Regions from separate parts of the Homo sapiens genome. Here region 1 is linked to region 2. Evidence: chromatin loops called from intact Hi-C (ENCODE). Cell type or tissue: heart right ventricle. All regions are shown on one strand.

The links. Peaks named below come from ENCODE experiments on the same cell type or tissue, not always from the same donor. Only the 100,000 strongest peaks of a DNase experiment are listed, where the experiment ranks them.
Region 1: it touches region 2 in a loop (2.3-fold over the local background); 8 of 110 quality-filtered maps call a loop at or near these places.

What each region holds. Positions count from the first base shown.
Region 1 is chrX:136,877,356-136,885,355 of GRCh38, reverse strand. RBMX (RNA binding motif protein X-linked) reads left to right here and starts at 4,631. Exons shown (of 9, transcript NM_002139.4): 1 at 4,631-4,759; 2 at 5,903-6,037; 3 at 6,233-6,339; 4 at 7,270-7,441. The coding sequence starts at 5,929. SNORD61 (small nucleolar RNA, C/D box 61) reads left to right here and starts at 6,085; the gene lies at 6,085-6,157. RefSeq lists enhancers at 4,508-5,106, 4,776-5,235, 5,246-5,305, 5,107-5,706. In heart right ventricle, no CTCF peak of the experiment used is centred here; DNase peaks (open chromatin) are centred at 4,545 and 5,135; H3K4me3 peaks cover 3,400 bases; H3K27ac peaks cover 2,348 bases.
Region 2 is chrX:136,707,702-136,715,701 of GRCh38, reverse strand. It overlaps ARHGEF6 (Rac/Cdc42 guanine nucleotide exchange factor 6), which reads left to right. Exons shown (of 22, transcript NM_004840.3): 7 at 2,332-2,426; 8 at 6,932-7,027. Among named protein-coding and RNA genes, the nearest start is that of CD40LG, 64 kb to the right of the region's middle. In heart right ventricle, CTCF peaks have their summits at 4,366 (motif pointing left) and 7,178; a DNase peak (open chromatin) is centred at 4,351; H3K27ac peaks cover 685 bases.

The sequences.
Region 1 (8,000 bases), 170 kb before region 2:
ATTACCTAGTAGTGAAGTAATATCGTTTGACTCAGTGTATCCGTCGATCACTGAGATGGCATCTGAAGACAAAATAATAAGGCAAAGGGAAAATTATAGCAAAGAGAAAAACGCAACTACATTTAATGACAATATAAAAGAGTAAATAGAAAGAGGCAAAGAGAAAAATCTAGAAGATCCATGAGGAGGAGGGATGGGATTCGGAAATTACTTTTGGGCAGTGTGAGACCTGCTTATCCAACTGCCTGTTGGCCAGAGTCCCTCACACTCAGCACGCCCACGTCCCCCCTCTCCTGCATTACATCAGCAATACCCTTCTGATTTGTCTCCCTGCTTCCTGTCTCTCCCTCCCCCAATACAGTCTCCAGACTGCAACCACAGTAATCTCATTAAGATGAAATCTGATTACCTTACTCCACCTCTTAAAAAGGCTCCCCTCTCGGCCAGGCTCAGTGGCTCACGCCTGTAATCCCAGCACTTTGGGAGGCCGAGGTGGGTGGATCACCTGAGGTCAGGAGTTCGAGACCAGCCTGGCCAACATGGCGAAACCCCGTCTCTACTAAAAGTACAAAAATTAGCCTGGCATGGTGGTGGACACCTGTAATCCCAGCTACTTGGGAGGCTGAGACAGGAGAATCGCTTGAACCCGGGGGGCGGAGGTTGCAGTGAGCTGGGATTGCGCCACTTCACTCCAGCCTGGTCGAAAGAGCGAAACACCGTCTCAAAAAAAAAAAAAAGGCTCCCCTCTCCATTGCCCTCTAGATCTAGTCAGTAGCACTCTGCTTCCCCCACAAGCTGCTTCTTTTTCCTCTCTGTCCTGGACGATATGGCCAACTGATCCCCTCCTACAATTCCTTTAACTTAGCCATCCCCACCCCACCCACTCGCTTTTGGTCCTTGGGAATTGTGTTTGCATCCAACACCGCCAGCATGCTACTTCTCCTCCCCCACATTCCTGGGTGTGAACTGCAGAGGCCAAAGTGAGCTGGTCTACGGGGATGCACATTTCCTTTTTGAGACCCAGGAGGACAGGGTTATCTATTGTCGAGCCTGCCCCATTTTGCCCTAGACTAGAGGAGACCTGATTTACACTCAGAGCCTAGAGGAGAGTCCTGTAGTCTCTCTTTGGATTTGAGACAGAGAAAGAGAGTGCCTGCTTCCACAGGGTGAGGGATTTCTCCTGGCTACCTCTGGGAGTACAAGTTCTGCTTGCTGAGCCTGGTATTTAAGCCATTTTTGCCAGTTCCCAAATGACTCCAGAGTCTATAATTTACAGAACTCATTCAAAAGGCAAATGGACATGAGTTTTGCCTTACTTTTTATTATTTGGCTGGGGGAAAAAAAACAAGAACAAATATTCTTGTCCTACTGGGCATTACTCCCCCTATTAATGTTAATAATTCAGAGCTGGTTTCGAAGCTCCTTGGGGGCTTTTACCCGTGACCTGAATATTATTTACTACAACCTGCCTGGCATATACCAAAATTCACCATGGGCAGGTAATTGTAACTATGAAGAAGAAAAGGCCCGGCACGGTGGCTCAGGCCTGTAATCTCAGCACTTTGGGAGGGCGAGGCGGGCGTATCACCTGAGGTCAGGAGTTTGAGACCAGCCTGGCCAACATGGTGAAACTCTGTCTCTACTAAAAATACAAAATTAGCCGGGCATGGTGGCGTATGCCTGTAATCCCAGCTACTCAGGAGGCGGAGACGGGAGAATCGCTTGAACCCGGGAGGCAGAGGTTGCAGTGACCCAAGATCGCACCAGTGCACTCTAGCCTGGGCAATGAGAGCGAACCTCTTTCTCAAAAAAACAAAAAAACAAACAAAAAAAAAAGGAGAAGAAGAAGAAGAAAAGTGAAAATTGTCCATAAATTCTACCACTCCAAGATAAACTGGTAACATTTTGGCATATTTCCTCCCAGTTATTTTGTCTCCATATGTATTTTTTTAATAGCTCATATTATGTGATCTTGGGCCTTCTTTTCCCACTGTACTCTCTTGTTTGGTGGTTTCATTCATTCTGATGGCTTTTATTACATCTCTGAGATGATAATTTAGCACAGATCTATGCTCTGAGCTTCAGATTTTTCTGCCCCTATATCCCAAACTTGCTCCTCTGAAACCATTTTGGTAAATGACTGTTACCATCTGTCCCACTAATACCAGATACTTGGAGTCATCCATAATGATTTTCTTTTTCCGCAATTCTTCCCCACCCCTTTCCCATCTGTCTTAGTCCATTCCTGCTACTATAACAAAATACCATAAACTGGCTGGCTTATAAACAACAGAAATTTATTTCTCACATTTTTGTAGGCTGGGAAGTCCAAGATAAAGACGCCAGCATATTCAGTGTCTGGTGAGGGCCCACCACCACCAGTTTTCTGGTTCATATAAGTGGCACCTCACTGTGTTCTCACATGGTGGACAGGGGCCTCTTTTATAAAAGTGTTAATCCCATTCATGAGGACCCTACCCTTTTGTGACCTAATCTTCTCCCCAAATCCCCGCCTCCTAATGCCATCACCTTGGGTATTAGGATTTCAACATATGAATTTGGGGGAGGACACAAACATTTAGACCATAGCACCATTAAACACGATACCTATCATATTCATCTAACAATTGTTCTTTCCTCCCCGTGTCCACTGCCGCCACCCTGATTCAAGCCACCATCCTCTCTTTCTGGTCTGCTCCCACAGCCCTATTAGTGTCCTTTTTCCCACACTTACCCCCTACAGTCATTTAATGGGCTCAAAGGTCCTGCCAATCTTGGCTCCCTCATTTCATGCCCCTCATATTCTTGTCACCTGGCCCTCTTTCTGTCCCTTGATATATGCCAAGCTCTTCCTCTCTACTTTGTGTTTACTATTCTCTTCTTTTCCTGAAGGTTTTTCCCTCAGCTGTTCCCATAGCTAGTTTCTTTTCTTCCTTCAGCTCTGATCTCCAAAGTCACCTCTTCACATAGACCTTCCCTGATGTTTTAATCAAATTTGTTCTCCCTAATATTGTCCATCAAAGCAACTAGTTTATTTCCTCCCTGGCATTAATCACAACATGCCATTCTTTTGTTAATTGTATTCAATTTCTTTAAGAAAAAAATTAAAAAATTTTTTGGTTTCCCCCCTCAACAAGTAGGATGGGCAGATGAAATATAGAATGCTCAGTTAAATTTGAATTTCCGATAAACAGCGAATTTTTAAAATATGAGATTTGGGACATACTATACTAAAAAAAGTATTCGTTATCTGAAATTTAAACTTAACTGGGCGTCCCTTTTTTTTTTTTTAGACGAAGTCTCGCTCTGTTGCCAGGCTGGAGTGCAGTGGTATGATCTTGGCTCACTGCAACCGCCGCCTCCTGGGTTCAAGCAATTCTCCTGCCTCAGCCTCCCGAGTAGCTGGGACTACAGGCACACGCCGCCACGCCCGGCTAATTTTTTTATTTTTTATTTTTATTTTAGTAGAGACGGGGTTTCACCATGTTGCCCAGGCTGGTCTCAAACCCCTGAGCTCAGGCAATCTGCCCGCCTCGGCCTCCCAAAGTGCTAGGATTACAGGCATGAGCCACCGCGCCCCGGCCGCGTCCCATATTTTTATTTAAAATTTTTTAACAGCTTCGCAGAATAAATTAGCGTCCCGCATTTTCTTTTTTATTTTGAGACGGAGTCTCGCTCTGTCGCCTGCCCAGGCTGGAGTGCGGTGGCGCAGTCTTGGCTCACTGCAACCTCCGCCTCCCGGATTCTCCTGCCTCAGCCTCCCGAGTAGCTGGGACTACAGGCGCGTGCCACCACGCCTGGGTAATTTTTTGTATTTTTAAAAAGAGACGGGGTTTCACCGTGTTAGCCAGGATGGTCTCCATCTCCTGACTTCGTGATCCACCGACCTTGGCCTCCCAAAGTGCTGGGATTACAGGCGTGAGCCACTGCACCCGGCCTGGTATTTTCATTTATTAAATCCGGCATCCTTACCCACAGGCCTGACTCTTGTCTTTTCCCTGGAGTTGTATTTTCCTGGCCTAGCCCAGAGCCCACCATTTACAAGGTGCTCAGTAATTGTTCTATATGAATGTACTATCTGCATGCTGTTTTGTACGTTTTTTACTCATCTGAAATTTACATGTATTTATCAGAAATTCCCACACTCACTAAAAACACTTGTTAAAGACAATTTTTGAAAATATATTATATTGCCAAAACTTCTTTGTTTTCCGTTTCTGCAAAATTGGTATAGTAGGAGTATCTACCCTCATCACATTTTGACAATTAGAAGAGTTAATGGAAAAGTAAAAGTAAAGTTTTGCACCGTGCCCGGCCCACTAGGACGCTCAATAAACTTCAGTTCTTTATTAAAGGAAGCCTGTGCACCATTTTAGCGTAAAGCAAAAAAAGCGCGTTTGTAAAGAACGGGTGGGGGTAGAGAAAACGGTTAGAAAGGTCTGTCGACCCAACACCGAGGGCCCGGGAAAAAGGGAGGAGAGAAGGGTGAATGACAGAGGAGCCAGCCAATGGGGAGACTGGGAACTACTTCCCCCCTCCCTTTGCGTTTCAAATTCTAAGCTCCGTTTCCATCCGGGTCCTTCAGCCTCGTTCCCGGGCAGTATAAAGTTTGCTGTCTCCTTTGTTCGCCCTCGTTGCGCAGTAGTGCTAGCGGCTTCGCGGTTCGGTCCTCGCACCCGGCAGCCGCCACTGGTGCTGAGCTGCTAGGAAGCCCCTATCGCCGAGCTCGTTGGAGCTTGAACCCATTGTCACCCCTCCGGTACGTGTCTCCTTTCCTCAGTCCGTTTTTCGTGACACTCTCCCCGTGTTAGGACTGGGGATTATATCTCCCTGGAGATGGGGGTGGCGGGCGCCATTTTAAGAACCCAAAGGTTCCGACCTATTTAAATAAAGCTGAGGGGGTCGAGGGAAAACAAATGAGGGGGCCCGTTTGGTTGTATGCTTCTCGAGAAAGTTTGGCTGCCATCTGCGGGAGTTGGTAGCGGAGGTCGGGGCTTTGTAGGCTGGAGCGGGGCGAGGAGCGACCGCACCACGGCGATACCTGCATTGGTATGGCGCTGGCGCTAATGATGGGCATGTGGACTTCCATGCGGGCTGCGGGCTTCGTATTCATTGGCGGCCCCGGAGAAGAAGCCCTCTGAATGTTCCCAGCCAATGTTGGTGGTAAAAGTTAGTCCCCTGACCAGTGTCGGTGGTTCTGGGTTGAATCCAAGTGTCGCCATTTTGTCTTTTACACGCGGTTTTTAATGACGAGTTTTAATTAGGTTCCGCTGCAGTCACGGAGTGTCGAGTGTTAGTGTGTGCGTCCGCGTTCCGTTACTTAATAGCAAACGATGTTGACGATTTGTTTTTATCTTTTTGGCCGGATAGTAGAATTTTCGGTAGGGCGGGGGCCGGTGAAGAAGAGGGGCGGCATAACTTGGCTTAAACTTCACATTTCTCCTTGGATTTAGTAGGGAATCCTAATGAGGAAAAGAGGAGTCGTTGGAAGAGGGCTTGGTGTTAAGGTCCTGTGTCTAGCCTGTGACCTTGGGAGTCTTTTAAAACCATCGTTAGGAAGGGTGTGATGAGTAATTGAATCTTTCAAAGGCAAGAGGACTGGAACTAAAAGTTGCTTTTTCAAATGTTAAGCAGCTGTTGCTTAAGAACAGCTAAGGGTGATCAAGGGTAGTGGTAAAAGTTAAGTTGGCCCTTTTAACCAGTTTTATGTAAATTGCAGTGTTACTAAACTACTTAGTTCAAATTGCTTCCTACTGTGGCTGAGGCTTAGCTCGTTATCGTTTTCTTTAGTTATTAAGGAACAATGGTTTTAGTGGAAAATATGAGAAATGTGCGAAAGTAAAAGTGTCCAATAAACTTGAGGAACTTTTTGCAGTGAGGTAATACTATTCCTTTTCAACAGACTCACCGGCCCAAAAAAAAAAAAACATGGTTGAAGCAGATCGCCCAGGAAAGCTCTTCATTGGTGGGCTTAATACGGAAACAAATGAGAAAGCTCTTGAAGCAGTATTTGGCAAATATGGACGAATAGTGGAAGGTGAGTTGTCTGGCAGTACAGGCTGGGCTATTATAATTAAAATATAAGCTATGATGAATTTGATTGCATTGATCGTCTGACATGATAATGTATTTTTGTCCTCTAAGAAGTTCTGAGCTTTCTGTTTACACATTTACTTTGGTTATTTCATTTGACCTAGGGTAACACTTTATTTTTCTGAAAACTACTTTTTAGTACTCTTGATGAAAGACCGTGAAACCAACAAATCAAGAGGATTTGCTTTTGTCACCTTTGAAAGCCCAGCAGACGCTAAGGATGCAGCCAGAGACATGAATGGAAAGGTGAGATTGTCTACACGATGGATGATAACCTGTTACTAGTGCATAAAATAACATGTAGTTGTCCAAGTCTGGTCTAGGACAGCTTTTGAGTTTTCGTTGTTTTTCAGTATATACCTGTCTGGGATCCACTCATCCTGTTTGTGATCCTGTTCCAAAGAGTATTCTGTAATTGCAGAACCAAATCTAGTAGTGAGTTATATCTTATGCTCGTAACATTCTCTCAGTTCAGAATAATTATGGCATTACATGGTACTTTTTTTTTTTTTTTTTTGATAGTCTCCCTCCGTTGCCTAGCCTGGAGTGCAATGGTGCAGTGCCCACTGCAGCCTGTCTCCCGAGTTCTAAGCGATTTTTCTGCCTCAGCCCCCCCCCCCCCCCCCAGTAGCTGGGATTACAGGCATGCGCGACCACGCCCGGCTAACTTTGTATTTTTAGTAGAGACAGGGTTTCACCATGTTGGCCAGGCTGGTCTCAAACTCCTGACTTCAGGTGATCCAGCTGCCTCCGCCTCCCAAAGTACTGGGATTACAGGTGTGAGACACTGCGAGCCACTGCGCCCAGCCAACATGATACATTTTATCTTGAGATCCATAAGCCATATTTTGATAACTTGGCTTTTGGTTTTGGCTACTAGTTTTGATAACAAGCTGATACCTACTTGGCCTTGTTTTAAATTTTACCATACAATAATGCAGTGGGTTCACCTTATGTTTCAATCCAGATCATCAGTATCGGTTTTAAGTATTAAGAATTTTAAGCGGAAAAGCCCCATTTATGTAAACTGACTATATTTGCAGTGTTTTTTCTTAGACTAATGAGCAACACTTACCCATAACTGCATTTTGAAGGACCAGTTAGTGTCTTAGTGCATAGTAGATGTGCAAATTATTTTTAAATCTTGATTTAATTTAATCGTATCTTTTTTTTTAGTCATTAGATGGAAAAGCCATCAAGGTGGAACAAGCCACCAAACCATCATTTGAAAGTGGTAGACGTGGACCGCCTCCACCTCCAAGAAGTAGAGGCCCTCCAAGAGGTCTTAGAGGTGGAAGAGGAGGAAGTGGAGGAACCAGGGGACCTCCCTCACGGGGAGGACACATGGGTAATAACTTGCGTGGACCTCGGGTTTGGTGTATAAGTTAGGGACTGCAAGCTCACACCAAGTGGATGCTTTGGTTAAGTCCTTGAGGAAAGGTGCCAACTTTTGAAATTGACAACACTTGTTCATCTACCAAAGTGATTGCCAATTGAAAGCATGGGAAGCATGTTTTAGATTATGGTGTTAAACCGTGGACAGTGTTACTTCTTGTCCAAGTAGTTCACTCTGTAGGAAAGGCATTTAAAAATTGATAGGCCAGGGTGTTGGACATGAAAATGAAATCATTTTTATTTTTTAAAGTTAGCTGGGCGTGGTGGCAGGTGCCTGTAATCCCAGCTACTACGGAGGCTGAGGCAGAAGAATCACTTGAACTTGGGAGGCAGAGGTTGCAGTGAGTTGAGATCGTGCCACTGTACTCCAGCCTGGGGGAACAGCGAGACTCCCTCTCAAAAAAAAAAAAAAAAAGTTTTTTAAGACTACCTTCAGTTCTTATTTCCCCAGTTTCTATGACTGCAGTGCATGCTCCATCAAGTACAAGTGAAACTAGACTACCCAAATCAAT
Region 2 (8,000 bases):
CTAACTCTCAGACTTGCCTGTACAGAGCCCCCAGAAGTTTGTCAATTACAGTGTAGGTTTTTCTGCCCTAGTGCTGGTTCCTGTGGAGGCTTCTGCTTGTGGACTTCTGCTCTGGTAATTTGTGATTCTCTTTATCTGCCTGTTTCTCCAATTTTTGGAGTAGCAGTTTTCCCTGTGACCTCTCTTTTCTGACAGATTTAAGAGAAAACGATGGTTTATTTCAGTTTGTTTAGCTATTTCCTTCCTGTTAGGATGGAGTAATGACTTCTAAGCTCCTTACATGTCAGACTGAAAAATGAAAGTCTTTTTTTTCTTTTTTAAAATAGGCATTTATAAGTATATAGTTTTCTTTAAGCACTGTTTAACTGCACCCCATGAGTTTTTGTATGTTGTGTTTTCATTTTCATTCATCTCAAAGTAGTTTCTAATTTCCATTCTCGCGCTTGGACTTTCTATAGAGGGGAATATTTCTATTCCATTACTGGGTTAATTTCCGAGAACATCAATACCTCCAGAACCCTGCATTTACACTTTTAGAGGGTAGTTTCTGAGGAATAGAGGAACTGAAAGTAGACATGAGTGGCTGGGTATAGGGGTTACAATTTAAGCCCGAGCTTTTGAAGCCATCCTGTGTTCTTCTAAGCCAGTGATTCTCAACTGGGGGCAATATTGCCTTTCAGGTGACATTTGGCAATGTCATGGCAATGATATGGGCATTCCATCACAACAAAGACTTATCTGGTTTGAAAGGTTAATAATGTTGCTATTGAGAAACCCTTTTTTAACCCTTTAAATTGGTAGGTCTGTTTCCCACTTACCCAGCACCTATCTGTACAGTGTGTCACTACATCTTCATAATGGTCCCCCAGGTAGGTGCAATATCATAATCTGAGATGATGTAAGCAAAGTTTTAAACTGAAGCAACCTCTCAGTCAGCAGCAGAGTCAGGACTACCACCCTGCACTCCAGTGGTTTCCCAGAGAACCCACGGTTACCAGGATCTCCACTTGTTTTGACCATTCCACCTTTCAAAAGCAGATCATCATGCATTGTCTTGTGAGTATATGGCTGGCATATTGGTAGGCTAATACACTTCTCCTAGTTAAGGACACTTCACTCTGTCTTGTAACTCTCTGTTTAATGTCTCTGCAAATACAGTATAAACTCCCTGTGGGCAGCACGGCAGTTGGCAGAATAGGCACTCAGTCGATTTTGTTGAATGAATTAGAATATATGAAAGAAAATATACCAGAATGTTAACTGGGTTGTCCCTAAGAGCTTAAATGAAGGTTTTTAAAATTATTATTATACTTTAAGTTCTAGGGTACATGTGCACAATGTGCAGGCTCGTTCCATAGGTATACATGTGCCATGCTGGCCCACTGCACCCATCAACCCGTCATTTACATTAGGTATTAAATGAAGGTTTTACCTGTCACTAGAAGAGGCTTGGAAATGGGTTGTGACATGACCCTAGAACTGGTAGGGGAAGAGAAATTGTGATCCCCCATATTGGTTGTTTTGCCTATAGGATTCTAATTACATTAATAATAATAATGATAATTTTTATTTCTCTTGTTAAATTCCTCACACTTCAGCCTACTTTGTTCTTTGAATTGTTTATGGTAGCACCTTTTGCCTTTAAGAAAAGACTAGTTTTAACTCTGCTTAAAAATTCACTGTATCCTCAGATTTTGTTCCCCAAAGGTCTTATCACAAACATAACTTAAACAAAAATCTCTTGTGATGTTTGTTATCACAGTGATCCTTAAATTATACTGACATTAAGTCTCTATGTCTAAGGTAGCTGGCCTCAATTTTCTCCTCCATAAAAGAGGAATAATGATTCTTTGTTAACTAACTGAGAACTTCCTGAGGATAAAATCATTTACAGCACATGAAAACATTTTAAACAGTACTGTGGGGTTTGATGTGGTCTCACATCTGTAATCCCAGCACTTTGGAAGGCTGAAGCAAGAGGATTGCTCCAGACCAGGAGTTTGAGACCACCCTGGGCAACATAGAGAGATCCTGTCTCTACAAGAAATAAATAACCAAGCAGTACTGTGTAAATCGCAAGGCCCCTTCAGTTATGGGCAACTGAAAAATTGTATTCATATGAATTGTGCAATATAACCAGTTGTCATGCAATAATTAAAGTAGTTTGCTAGATTGAAAGAAAATGCATTCAGATTTTGTGTTCCTTGCTTGCAATGGTAGCCTGAGTAAATAGGACCTTTTTTCTTCCTAGTAATTTGGTTAAAAGATCAAAGCTACATTTTGCCTTAGACTATCGTGATGATTATAATACATTGACTTTTTTTTCCATAGGTGTTACAGAACATCCTGGACACTGAAAAAGAATATGCTAAAGAACTTCAGTCTCTTCTTGTTACTTACTTAAGACCCCTGCAGTCCAATAACAAGTAAGATGTTTATTTTAAATCCCTCACTAAGTAAAGCAACATAATGTCAACATATGGAATCATTATTCTTATGTCACTGAATAATTGATTTTGCCCTTTAGAAGAATTTCCACAGATCACAGGTTGCCAAGAACATGGTCAGGGCAACAGAAATTATGCAAGATATTGCTTTTGGAGAGCTTGGCTTTCTTTCTCTTCTGGCTGTGAAAGGAATGAGCAGATCTGTGTTTCTTCCTGTCACAATTTTTATCTTGTACATTAAAAAAAAAAAAAGTGATGTGCTTGGTTTTACCTTACAGGAAAAGAAGTCCCTGGTGCTTTTATTCAGAAAGCACATAAACTGGAAATTCTCATGCTCACTCTGACCTTTGTTTGCCAGGGCAGAACTTCTTTCCCATGCTCTGAGAATGGAAAGAGTATGGCATTTTGTGAATGCTTGTAAGAGCTATTCAAGCCATTATTTCACCCAGGCAAATGTGAATGATAAAGAGATGCTAAAGTGTTTTTAAAGACAAAATGTTCAAACCTTACTCTGGTCTTAGAAATCTGAAGTGATTGTGTAAAGCCTGAATTGAAAGAATTGAAAGCTTTAGTTTTCATGAAAGAAAAGTAGTGACCATTTTTTTTTTATCCTTGTAGGCACAGCATATTTAACAAATAGTGGTGAACTGCATTTATTTGTTTTTATTTTAATTAATTAAATTTCACTAGAGATCATGATCATATAGAAAATTTACCAGTCAGCCCATATAATGCAGAAAAAACCCCTCTCTTTTTACCTTGGAAAGAGTTTACTATTGCTAAACAGTTGTCTAAACTATCAGCTTCAAACTTAAATAAGTTAATATATTTGAGAAATTTGGCCGGGTGTGATGGCTGAAAAGCCTGTAATCCCAGCACTTTGGGAGGCTGAGGCGGGCAGATCGCTTGAGGTCAGGAGTCCAAGACCAGCCTGGCCAACATGGTGAAACCTTGTTTCTACTAAAAATACAAAAGCAAATTAGCCGGGCGTGGTAGTGCAAGCCTGTAATCCCAACTACTTGGGAGGCTGAGGCAGGAGAATCGCTTGAGCCTGGGAGGCGGAGGCTGCAGTGAGCCAAAATCACATCACTGCATTCCAGCTTGGGAGACAGAGCAAGACTCCATGTGAAAACAAACAAACAAACAACAACAACAACAACAAAACCAAGCAAACAAAAGAAAAAGAAAAGAAAAAATATTGTGAGAAAAATTCTCCCCTTTTCCAAATTATACTTGTTTAGTTATAATGCCTTTGTTCTTGCTAAATTTCCCACTTGTTTATTCTCCTGGCACTATGGAAATCTACTTCAGTATGAAAAAATTTTCTATTCCTGTGTTGTAAGAGTTTAAACATGATCAACAACAAAGTGTTTTTTGGGCCAGGTGCAGTGGCTGGCTGGGCACGTTGGCTGACGCCTGTAATCCCAGCACTGTGGGAGGCCGAGGCGGGTGGATCACTTGAGGCCAGGAGTTCAAGACCAATCTGGGCAACATGGCGAAACCCCATCTCTACTAAAAATACAAATTAGCTCGGCTTGGTGGTGCGCACCTGTAGTCCCAGCTACTTAAGAGGCTGAGGCAGGAGAATCGCTTGAACTCGGTAGGCGGAGGTTGCAGTGCGCCAAGTTCATGCCACTGTACTCCAGCCTGGGGGACAGAGTGAGACTCCATCTCAAAAAAACAAAACAAAACAAAACAAAAAACAAAGTATTTTTTGTTATTATCATGTGAAATATGAAGTGTTCTGTGAATCATATTTCTTAGAGCTGAAGTAAATCTGTAAATCATTGGGTCTAGTATCCTGGGAGAAATGACTATCTCTATTAAATAGAGAAGAAGCTGAAGTCCAGACAGGTTTACTGCCTTGCCCATCCCACAGCCAGTACATGGCCAGGCTGGAGCCACTGTGCCCCCTGCTGCCAAGTGAAACATGCTTTCTGTTTTCTGGAAGTGACAGGCAGAGGAGATGGAAACTGAAGTGGTAACTCTGGGAGGGGAGACGGTAAGATTTTAAATGAAGGAGAGGGACTGATTAGTGATCAAGAAACAATAAGAGGATTTAATGAGTTCTTTTCCTTTGGCTAAATACTCAGTAGTGAGATTGCTGGATGGAATGGTAGATCTACTTTTAGCTTTGAGAAAACTCTGTAGTGCTTTCCAAAGAGGCTGTACTAATGTTAGTACTAATGTACTAACATTCCCACCAGCAGTGTGTAAGTGTTCCCTTTTCACCACATCCACACCAACATCTATTATTTTTTACTTTTTAATAATGGCCATTCTGGCTGGGCGGAGGTGGTATCTCATGGTTTTAATTTGCATTTCTCTGATGATTAGTGATACTGAGCATTTCTTCATATGTTGGTTGGCCATTTGTAAGTCTTCTTTTAAGAAGTGTGTGTTCATGTCATTTGCCTGCTTTTTGATGGGATTATTTGTTTTTTTTTCTTACTGGTTTGTTTGAGTTCCTTGGAAAAGAGTCAGGGCCAAGGAGGTGAGAGACCTGAGTCAGACCTGTACTGTTCCTAAATGAATTCAGAATGCAGTGATAGTAAGTTTCCATTACTTCTCACTATCTTGTCGGCCCCAAAGTGATTTGAGCAAACCAGACTGACTATTATCTGATCGTGAAGGGGCCAGATAAGCCCCCAGTCAAGTTCAGGTAAGGCCCCAACTTAAGTTCTCACTGCTCTGAGAGAGCAACAACCAGGGAAGTTGGTTGGCTAAAGGTTTCACTTTAGAATAGGGGTTTTCCAGCTTGTGATTCAGGATGGCATTACAGCAGAGGAACTGGCAGTTTTTTATTCTCTCAGAGTTACTGGTAATGTTTGTTTTGGTCTTCTTCCCTTTCTTTCTTAGTCAGCAAAAAAATATTCTCTTGGGAATACTCCCCTGGTATTCTATATATATATATATATATATATGTATAATATATAATATATATATTATATAGCATATACAATACACTCCACCCCCAGGCTGGAGTGCAGTGGTGAGATCTCGGCTCACTGCAACCTCTGCTTCCCAGGTTCAAGCGATTCTCCTGCCTCAGCCTCCTGAGTAGCTGAGACTACAGGCATGTGCCACCACGCATGGCAATTTTGTATTTTTAGTAGCGATGGGATTTCGCCATGTTGGCCAGGCTGGTCTTGAACTGCTGACCTCAAGTGATCTGCCTGCCTTAGCCTCCCAAAGTGCTGGGATTTCAGGCGTGAGCCACCACACCCGGCCTAGTGTTACTATACACTTAAGGAGAAGAACATGTGGCAGACATGGGCTTTTTTATTTTTTGACAGAGTCTTACTCCATCACCCAGCCTGGAGTGCAGTGGCACGATCTCAGCTCACTGCAACTTCCGCCTCCCAGGTTCAAGCAATTCTTCTGCCTCAGCCTCCCGAGTAGCTGGAATTACAGGCGACTGCCACCACACTCGGCTAATTCTTTGTATTTTTAGTACAGACGGGGTTTCACCATGTCGGCCAGGCTGGTTTTGAACTCCTGGGTTCAAGTGATCCACCCGCCTCGGCCTCCCAGAGTGCTGGGATTACAGGCATGAACCACCACGCCCAGCCCAACCTTGGCTTTTTAAACAAATCTTCAGAAACGTTTTCTCCCAAAAAGTGGTTAAGAGCATGGACTCTGCAGCTAGAATGTTTTGGTTCAATTTCTGTCTTTGGCATTTCCTGGCTTTGTACCTTTGGATGATTTGCTTAACCTCTCTATGCCTGGGTTTCCCCACCTGTAAAATGGAAACAGCACTGGCATAATACCTACCTTAAAGAGTTATTGTAAGGTTAAAATAAGGTTTTAATTGTAAAATGCTTGTGTAAGTGTTCAGTGCTCTATGAGTGTTGACTCTTGTTATTATTATCACTTACTGTTTGGTAGGGGAGGAATGGATAAGAACATTCTTCATACAGAGGCCCTGGATAAAGTGGTTCAGTTTGCCTTTATTTGACTTCACTCTACTCCAGAAACAAACAAATCAATACTATTTTTTTCCTCCTACTTCATCTCATAAAGATTTCCTTTAATTGATGTATGAGCATTTTAGTTTAGGAGAAAGTTGATTTTGCTATTTTTTCTTGTGTATTATATGAGCATATATAATATCTTTCAATTACTGTTCCAGTTCATCCAGAGGAAGGTACTCAAGAGTTTTTTACACTTATTCACAGCTATGATGTATTTTTATCTATTTGTATACTTCAGTATTAAGCACTTGTTTTAATTTACCTGTTGCTTTATAAAATACCTAATTGTCCCTTACGACCACTCCATTTCTTTAGGATCATTATTCTTATTATATAAAAGAAAATCAAGGGGAGAAGCTTAAGAAGCTGCCTAAGACAATAGAGTTGTTATAAATTAAAAAGCAAAAGTTAAAATATAGGTATTACCTCCCTTTTATTTACCATATATTAGCAAACTATTAGCCAACTAGACTACAATAGATAACTACATGTACTGTATTTTTTTTTCAGTCTGAGTACTGTGGAGGTTACATCTTTACTGGGAAACTTCGAGGAAGTATGCACATTTCAACAGACACTCTGCCAAGCCTTGGAAGAATGTTCAAAGTAAGTGTGGCATATTTCTGATAGGATAGCCAGCAACATTGCTGTTTGTGTTTTGTTTTCCTTTTACCTGTTGCCTTTGATAAGGACACTTCATAGTTAAGTATTTGTTACAGCTCTGAACAAAGTAGCAATACATAGACAGTGTACTAGGTGGCAGTGTTCACAGTGTCAAACCACTAGTTGTATATTAGAAGTCTATATCTTGTAAATTACTTTTGACTTTATTTAAAAAATACATCAGTTTGCTGTTTCTGGTCAGTATAAGAGACACATAAGGTCTTTTTTTTTTTTTTAATGTTCCTTAAAGTTCTGGGATAAATGTGCTGAACGTGCAGGTTTGTTACATAGGTATACATGCGCCATGGTGGTTTGCTGCACCTATCAACCCGTCATCCAGGATTTAAGCCCTGCATGCATTAGGTATTTGTCCTAATGCTCTCCCTCCCCTTTCACCCCACTCCCCGACAGGCCCCAGTGTGTGATGGTCCCCTCCCTGGAGACACATGAGGTCTTAATTGACCATGAATGACACCTCTGGCACTGATTACATATTTTCTTTTGTACATTGCAAATTACTTGGAAAAGTCATTCAAATGATTCATTCAGTTTCACAGATTTGGTGTCTTTGAATTGCTCCTGATACTATGTCTATTATATTAAGAGTTGAAACACACAGAAAGTGGGGGAAGGAAAAGTATATCTTTATGTGAACCAACACATTTTTGATGGCTAGCTAGATTGTCCAGATGTTTAACTTCATACTACAGTGAACTATAATGATCATCAGGCAATATGTCTCTATAGAAAGACTAATTTTTCAAGCAGCGTATCTTAAAGAAGTTGGCAGCTTTCATCTCTCTAGGGAAATTGAGGTGATTACCTGTTATTTAAGCTTAATAGGACACAGGTGGTTGTCCAGGAAGAACGATGGAGAGGGCCCACACTAAAGGGACTTGAGGGGCCAAGAGGGATC